Linked DNA regions of Homo sapiens: region 1 is linked to region 2. Evidence: chromatin contacts called from ENCODE Hi-C or POLR2A ChIA-PET data. All regions are on one chromosome and are shown on one strand. The core of a region is the stretch at or near the end of the contact, and the rest is flanking DNA. Distances in the headings are between cores, read along the strand shown. Region 1 holds the start of IHH (Indian hedgehog signaling molecule). Region 2 holds the start of CDK5R2 (cyclin dependent kinase 5 regulatory subunit 2).

Region 1 (3,951 bases), core at 48-2,547, 100 kb after region 2:
TTCTTAACCCCAGACCCAGCCGGGACGCTGCTCCTGGAAGGGGCAGCCCGTAGAACCAAGAGCGCACAGGGAGGAAAGGCCGTGGTGACCCTACGCACCCAGAGATTCTTTGCCTCAGGGGTGCCGAAAAGTTTCAAAATGAAAGGGGCACAGCTGTGCAGAAGGTTAGGCCGGGAGGGACTGCGTGGGTCCTGGAGGCGCAGGAGGCAGCCGGGTAGAGGTACCTCCGGGTGCAGCGTCTGGCTGAGCTGCCAGTACTTTGGGGCAGAGGAGCCGCCGCCAACCTGCTGGGCTGTGGGGCTTGGCAGCGGGGAGCTCTTCTAGCAGTCTCCTCCGGGCTTGGGGATGCCGACACTCCTGCCTGGACCCCTGGCCAGCCCATCTTGGGCAGGAGGCAGCGGGGCTTGGCGAGAGGGGCAGGTGCCAGGGAGCGTGCCAGCCAGTCGAGAAAATGTGCCAGGGGGTGGGTAGGGCCGGGCAGGTGGCCGTGCTTCGGTGGCGGCGCGCTGGTAGGGCGGATCGCGCTCACCTGGGTCATGAGGCGGTCGGCGCCTGTGTTCTCCTCGTCCTTGAAGATGATGTCTGGATTGTAATTGGGGGTGAGCTCCTTGAAGCGCTCGGAGCTGCGAGCGATCTTGCCTTCATAGCGTCCGCTGGCGCCCAGGGTCTTCTCGGGCACATTGGGGCTGAACTGCTTGTAGGCGAGCGGCACGAGTTTGCGTGGCGGTCGCCGGCGGCTGCCCACCACCCGACCCGGCCCGCAGCCCCATGCCGCCGGCACCACCAGCAGCAGCAACAGGACCAGGCAGAAGTGCAGTCGGGGCCGGAGCCGGGCGGGAGACATGGCCGGGGAGCCCGGGGGAGCGGCGGGCGAGGTCTCCTGGTGGGCTGATGGGCAGGCGCGTCGACGGGAGCGCTGCGGGGGCTCAGGCGTCCGGGTGGCTCCGGGGGGCTCCAGGCGGGGGCGCCATGGGCGGCGTGGTGCGGCCAGGGCCGGCGGGACTCAAGTGCGGGGCGGGGGCCCAGGGCCCGAGCTGGTGGCGGCGCGCTGTCCCCCTCGGCGCCTCGACTCTGAGCTGCCGGGCTCGCCGGCCGCCAATAAATAGGCCGGCCCGTTTGTTTTGGCAACGCGGCGGCGGCGGGGGGCGGCGGGCGGCGGGGCTGCGGGCCGCCGGGCTGGGCTGGGCTGGCCGGGCCGGCGGGCTGCAGGGCCCCGCGGTTAGCACCCCGGCCCGGCGGTCAGGCGGCTCGGGCGGAGCGGGAGCTGCTGCCGTCTGCGGCGCAGCCCGGGGCCGAGTGAGAGGGGAAATGGAAGAGATCCGGGCTCGGGCCCCGCGCAGACCGCACCCTACCCATGTCCCTGCCTCCTGTGCGCTCGACAGCGAACCTGCAGCAAGGGCAGCACAGCCTCCTCCCCCTCGGGCGGGCGGCCCCGGCACTAGCCAGCCCTCGTCCCGCTCGCGCCTCCGCCGCGCGTCCGCCCGCCCGCTGCCCTCTGCGCCCCCTGCGCTGCCCGAGTTTGCCCTCCCCGCCTGGACGCGCCCCACCCCGCCCTGGCCTCGCCTACCGGCTCTTCGCGGCTCTGGGGTGCCCCGCCAGGCGCAAACCTCCCGGACAGGAGCTGCCACCCCCACGGAGACCGCAACCCACGGCGCGGCCGGACGCGAGGGGCGGGGGGCAGTGGCCGGACCGCACAGCCGCCTACGGTGTCCCCTGCGGGGAAGCAAACCCAAAAGGCAGGAGGCCACTCATAACCTGGTGCCCCACCCTGGCCCGGGCGACGCGCCCTTTCAGCTTGGTGGAGCTGGGTTCTGTATCAACCTGGTGCACATCCCACAGCCTGCCTGTCGGTGTCAAACTGGGGATGGGGAGTCTAGCCTTTTGAAGAGTCAAATAGGGGGTTTTAAGTTGGAAACACTGTTGAAAGTGACAATATGAAGTTGCAAAGGGATAGGTCAATATGCAGAGAAGGGTAGCTAAAATGGTGACGTCAACAGAATACCGAGGAACCCCGACTGACCATGTTAAAGAGGGGCAGCAAAGATCTCAGTAACGGGGGCTTGGTATGAATGCCAAAATGATGCAAAGCCACCGGAACTGCTAAATAATTACTTGGTTCTATATTACACATCTAAAAGAGCAGAGAATATGTAGAAACAACTAGGAACGTGAACATGTGTTATGTGTTTTTATATGACATTCGAGAAAGCTGAATGAATTAGGATCCCTTCTGCCAAAACAAGTAAAGGCAAGTGTGTTAAAAAGCAAACAAAAAACATCACCACCACAACACCAAACTATATGATTTGACTGTAATAGATTCTACAAATCCAATAAAGGTAGAAATGAAAAGATGAGAAATAAAAAGACTTAAAAATTCTCACTCAAATGCTATTAATACAATAGGTACCATTTTATTGGTACTTATATTCCTGAACATGGTAGTTATTAGATATTATTGTACTATGTCTTCTACTTGCATTATCTAATTTAAACTCGAAACGGCCAAAGGAGCTATTACTGTCCACATTTTACGAATGAAGATATTGAAGTTCAGAGAAGATGAACAACTTGCTAGTGGCTGAAAAGCAGGGATTGAAGCCCATGACTCTGGCCCAGCCCCAGTTTTTGCCCATGCAGGTGCATTGTCCCTCTGTGCAGGACCAGTCCACTCAACACCACTGGGTTCGGGGCTGAAGTAGCTGTTCACAGATTTACTCACACTCTCTGGATCGGTTTTATAAACACAAATTCAGGATTGGATGAGACTCAAGAGAGTGCTTAATCTAAGCGCTTGATATTACAGAAAAGGAAACTGAGGCCCACAGAAAGAAATTTAGGATTGCTCCACTAGGAGTGGAGTGGTGCCTGCAATGTGGAAACAAAATGGATCGCCTCCTTTCCTCCCCTTTGCCCGCACCTTCTCCCCACCCCGCATGTTCTCTCTTGCATTAGCATTCAGATTCTGTTTCCTAGTCAAAGATGAATGTTGCTTCTTTTCCCTGAAAGCCTTCCAAGTGCTTTAACTTGTATTTTCCAGGGCTCAAGAACTATCTCTGCGATATTCTCCATCCCCTTTCCCTCCTGCCCCTCTACCTCAGATTTCTGGAACAGGGTCAGTACCTCTCACAAACCAAACAGGGGCTCTCTGTTTTTATGGAGTTCCATGAAAGAAAATTCCATAGGCTTCTGCGGTCACCTATCCCACTGTTTAATAATATTCTTCTAGAGAAATTTCGCCTTAAATTTAATCTATCTCCCTCCCTCTCTAATGCAAATTCAACTCGTTCCTCTTTTTCTGGCCTTAGGGATTAGGGCCATTATCCTGCTGATTATCCTTCATGCATTGTCTTGAAGAGTTGTTAAATTGCTTTCAATCTTCTTTTCTCCAAGTAAAAGACAATTTCTTTAAGTTCTCTCAGAGGTTCTAATTTATAACCATTTATTAGCTTTTCCATTCTTCCTCTCATTTCTCCTCTCTCAGACTGTAATTCTAACCTATTAAATACAAATCTGGTAAAGATCTGATCCATGTCAAATAAGTTTTTATGCTATAAGTACTCCCATAGCTTGCCATCAGGTGTGCCTCTGCAGCAGAGCCACCTCGTTGGTTGAGACTGGGCTTCACCAAGACCAGACCCTCCTCTGCCAGGCTAATTTAGGAACAGTGATTAGGGTGTGTGCTGGAGAAGCAGAGGGAGACCAGCGTGTATCAAGTCTTTTCTCTCTGCCAGGTGCTTTACACAATTAGTAAAATCTCCACAATAATCCTCTGTGCATGACATTATTCTCATTTTACAAATTTATAACTCCAAGATCTAGATGCCAAGTAACTTGCCTGGGGTCCCAGAGCTAAAATTTGAACCCAGAGCTTTTGCACTCCAAAGCTATACTCTTTTCTCAGGACATAATGGTGCTCCAAGATCTGAATCTCAAATTTGGGTCAACATC
Region 2 (4,016 bases), core at 740-3,239:
GTGGTGACACTCTGTGGGTGCTGCTTAGAAGACGTGGTCCTAAATGACCTTAACAATAGGCCTTATGCCAGTGAGGGACTCCTGGGAGCAGCGCTGGAAGGACTCATGTGCCATTTAGATCCACATGCCCAGTGTTTCCGCCAGTGCAACTCAGTCTCTACAGGGCTTGTCCTTAACTACCGGTGAACTGACTATTCCTTGGTTGGCAGATAAAGAGTGACTCAGAACACCTTGTAGGAGGAAGTGGGGCCAATTACAGGAGCTGAAAAGAGGGAACACTTTCAAGAACTATGAGGAGAATGAGTTTGGGAAGGTCAGCTTGGGCTGCAAGAAAATAAAGATCAGATCCTAGGGAGCAGAGATACCCTGTTGAAAAAGTGCATATTGGGTGCTGAGTTAGGGAGAAGGTACAAGGCTGCATGTGCACAGTGGTAAAGAGGAGGGGAATGGAGACAGGCAGACCACAGGCCTCCAGGAGGGTGTGAGTGACCAGGGGCTGTGGAATGGCTGGGAAATTCTGTACCTCTGGTAGCTGGAACTGCAGCCCAAGTGGATTCTAGAACAGCCTATCTGCAGTGACACACACACACACATATATGCACAAACCAACCCTGACAGCAGTGGATCCTTGGAGCTATGTTTGCGGTCTGTGAGGAGCATGGAGGTGACTCCAAGGGCAATCCTTAGAATTTACTGAAATACATAGGCAGGGGTTTGGCTCCACATGGAACCCATATGCACCTACAAGGTCCACTTACTTAAGAAGCCTGAAGGCTCTTGTGCTGGGGGAGCCACAGAGAGCAGGCTCCAAGAAGGGTGGACATGATCTAACAAGGCAGATAGAATAGGTCCAGAACTAGCTGTGCTCAAGACCTGCAGGTAAGGCCTGGGGAGTCCAAAATCCAGGGCAAAGGGCTGATGGGTACTCAGGAGGTAACAGACAGACCCAGAGAGAAGTGGACAGGACCCAGCCTAACAGCTTGCTCCTGGGAGTGGGGACAGCTGGAACCTTACCTGCAGGAAGCATTTAATGATGAAACCCACCTCAACCTGGACCCAGGGCTGGGCTGGAGGTTGGTCCAACCCTCTTGGGCTTCCGTCCACACAGGAGGCTCCGTTCACTATCCAAGACTGGGTAGACCAAGTGATCCAATTTCTAGCGTTTCCCCAGGGACCAACCTTATCCATCATCCACCCAAGTATGAGATCTGTGTGTGTTAGTGGGGACAACCAACCGAGAGGAGCTGCCCAGGGACCAGAGCCAAGGGTCTGCCCCACAGGCTCAGTTGCAGAGAATCAGGACGGCAAGCAGAAGCCTCAGGGGCATATTTGAGACCTTGCTGCTCCCCCTCTCCCCCTCAAGCTGGAACCCCCAAGAAGGCGGGTTGTGACCTGCAAGAAGGCTCTGCCAGGACTCCCAAACAGGCAGGGCAGAAATGTGCCTGCTGCAGCCCCCCTAGCGACCTGGGGGGTGGGGGGCGAGGTGGGGTCGCGAAGAGGAAACAGACCTGACAGTCACATTGGAGGAGCCAGTGCAACGCGACCCATCTGGGACCTGGGCATCCGGTGAGGGCACTCACTGCTCACACTGGCCCCCCACACAAATTCAAAGGCAGAGGGAAGGAGAGCTGTTCCCATGGTTTATCTGCTACCGCGACCCAGTGCATCAGAACAAGCTGGTCCAGGCCCTAGGATCCGGAGGAGGCAGGAGCAGCCACCACCCCTTCTCAACTCTGACCCTGAGGAGGCCACTCGAACGACGACCACCGCCTTCCCCTTCCTCCGCTCGGGGGAAGGGAAAAGACTCAGGGCGGAGGGTGGGGATTGGGGCGGGACTTGAAATTGAAGTGCGAGAGTCTATTGGTCATTGGAGCTGCCCATCAGGAGTGCAACTCGGGAGCGGATTGGCCGCGTGAGGCGGGGCACGGCGCGACGAAAAAAGGGGCCCAAGGGGTGGGGCTGACGCTGCAGCTGGCGCAGCTCAGGATTAGAGCAGCGGAGCCGCCTAGCAGCCACCTTCCCCCGCCAGTCCGCGCGCCCGGGCCGGGGCTAGGCCCCCCACCGCCGGGTCCCCCGGGGCTGCAGTAGCAGCGGCGCCGCCCGCGGCTCCCGCTGGGGCCTGGGCGCCGGCCCCGCTCTGCAGGATGGGCACAGTGCTGTCTCTTTCGCCTGCCTCCTCGGCCAAGGGCCGGAGGCCCGGCGGGCTGCCCGAGGAGAAGAAGAAGGCGCCGCCCGCGGGGGACGAGGCGCTGGGGGGCTACGGGGCGCCGCCAGTGGGCAAGGGCGGCAAAGGCGAGAGCCGACTCAAGCGGCCGTCCGTGCTCATCTCGGCGCTCACCTGGAAGCGCCTGGTGGCCGCGTCCGCCAAGAAGAAGAAAGGCAGCAAGAAGGTGACACCCAAGCCGGCATCCACGGGCCCCGACCCCCTGGTCCAGCAACGCAACCGCGAGAACCTTCTCCGCAAGGGCCGGGATCCCCCCGACGGCGGCGGCACCGCCAAGCCCCTGGCGGTGCCAGTGCCCACCGTGCCCGCGGCTGCCGCCACCTGCGAGCCACCGTCGGGGGGCAGCGCGGCCGCTCAGCCGCCGGGCTCGGGCGGGGGAAAGCCTCCGCCGCCGCCTCCCCCAGCCCCGCAGGTGGCGCCGCCGGTGCCTGGCGGCTCGCCGCGGCGGGTCATCGTGCAGGCGTCCACCGGCGAGCTGCTGCGCTGTCTGGGCGACTTCGTGTGCCGACGCTGCTATCGCCTCAAGGAGCTGAGCCCGGGCGAGCTGGTGGGCTGGTTCCGCGGTGTGGACCGCTCGCTGCTGCTGCAGGGCTGGCAAGACCAGGCCTTCATTACGCCTGCAAACCTGGTGTTCGTGTACCTGCTGTGCCGCGAGTCGCTGCGTGGGGACGAGCTGGCGTCGGCCGCCGAGCTGCAGGCCGCCTTCCTCACCTGCCTCTACCTCGCCTACTCCTACATGGGCAACGAGATCTCCTACCCACTCAAGCCCTTCCTCGTGGAGCCCGACAAGGAGCGCTTCTGGCAGCGCTGCCTGCGCCTCATCCAGCGGCTCAGCCCGCAGATGCTGCGGCTCAACGCCGACCCCCACTTCTTCACGCAGGTCTTTCAAGACCTCAAGAACGAGGGCGAGGCCGCCGCCAGCGGCGGGGGCCCACCGAGCGGGGGCGCGCCCGCCGCCTCCTCGGCCGCCAGGGACAGCTGCGCGGCCGGAACCAAGCACTGGACTATGAACCTGGACCGCTAGGGATACCCAGGGGCCGCGCCCATCCCCCGCCCCAGCCCCTGACACACACTCGGACCCCCCGGGACCACAAAGCCACCGCCGCTGTTACCGCCGCTCAGCGCCCCGGCTGGGCGGAGGAGGAGACGCCCATGCCCCTCAGGGGAAAGTGGAGACCGGGACACCAGAGGCCGCGGTGTTTGGATTTGCTGGGCGTGGAGTGGGGACGGAAGATGAGCGCGGGAAAGGCACTCCAACCTCACTCTTCCCGTCTGTCTGCGCCCCCATTTCTCCATTTCTGCCGGGGTCTCCCCCTTCCCTTCAGCCCATTCCCCCTCGGTTTTATCCATTTCCTTGCCTCCTTTTTGTGTCTTCATTTTTCCTCCTGTCTGCATTCCTCTCTCTCTCTCTCCCTCTCTCTCCTGTTCCTCTCTTTCTTCCTCCCTCTCCCTGCCTTTCCATTTTCCGTTCCTTGGGTTTGTGTGTCTGCATCTCCATCTTACCCCTTGCCTGACTGTACCCCGTAGACCCCTGTTTCTCCTCCTGCACCTGTGTCCCCATCTGCCCTTCTTGTTGCTCCTGTCATGTGTCACCATCTTCCCTCCTGTCTGCCTTCTTCCTCCACTTGTGTCAGCTTGCATTTTTTTATTCCTGACTGAGTCACCACACCCCTCTCCCCTGATCAAAGGGAATATTAGTTTTTAATTTGGATCGACTGAGGTGCCAGGAGAAACTGCAGTCCCAGGTATCCAGACAGCCACCAGGATGGTCCCTCGCCCCACCCCCACCGCC

Evidence for each region. Hi-C counts contacts between places; a loop is a spot of excess contacts on that map. ChIA-PET counts read pairs that join two places held with the same protein, here RNA polymerase II (POLR2A). Pooled maps may share reads with other maps.
Region 1: a loop to region 2 is called in a pooled map, with 4 times the contacts of the local background. The contact joins the promoter of IHH here to the promoter of CDK5R2 in region 2. A Hi-C loop is called at or near these places in 1 of 168 maps with a recorded cell type or tissue (endothelial cell of hepatic sinusoid) and 7 of 50 pooled maps. POLR2A ChIA-PET finds 5 or more read pairs at or near these places in 5 of 52 experiments (A673, HEK293, activated CD4-positive, alpha-beta T cell and 2 more).

Annotation. Positions count from the first base shown.
Region 1 is chr2:219,059,624-219,063,574 of GRCh38, forward strand. IHH (Indian hedgehog signaling molecule) reads right to left here and starts at 1,298. Exons shown (of 3, transcript NM_002181.4): 1 at 530-1,298. The coding sequence starts at 844. LOC124906120 (a long non-coding RNA gene) reads left to right here and starts at 2,070. Exons shown (of 3, transcript XR_007088092.1): 1 at 2,070-3,951.
Region 2 is chr2:218,957,677-218,961,692 of GRCh38, forward strand. CDK5R2 (cyclin dependent kinase 5 regulatory subunit 2) reads left to right here and starts at 1,990. Exons shown (of 1, transcript NM_003936.5): 1 at 1,990-4,016. The coding sequence starts at 2,145. The coding sequence ends at 3,248. RefSeq lists a silencer at 1,973-2,242.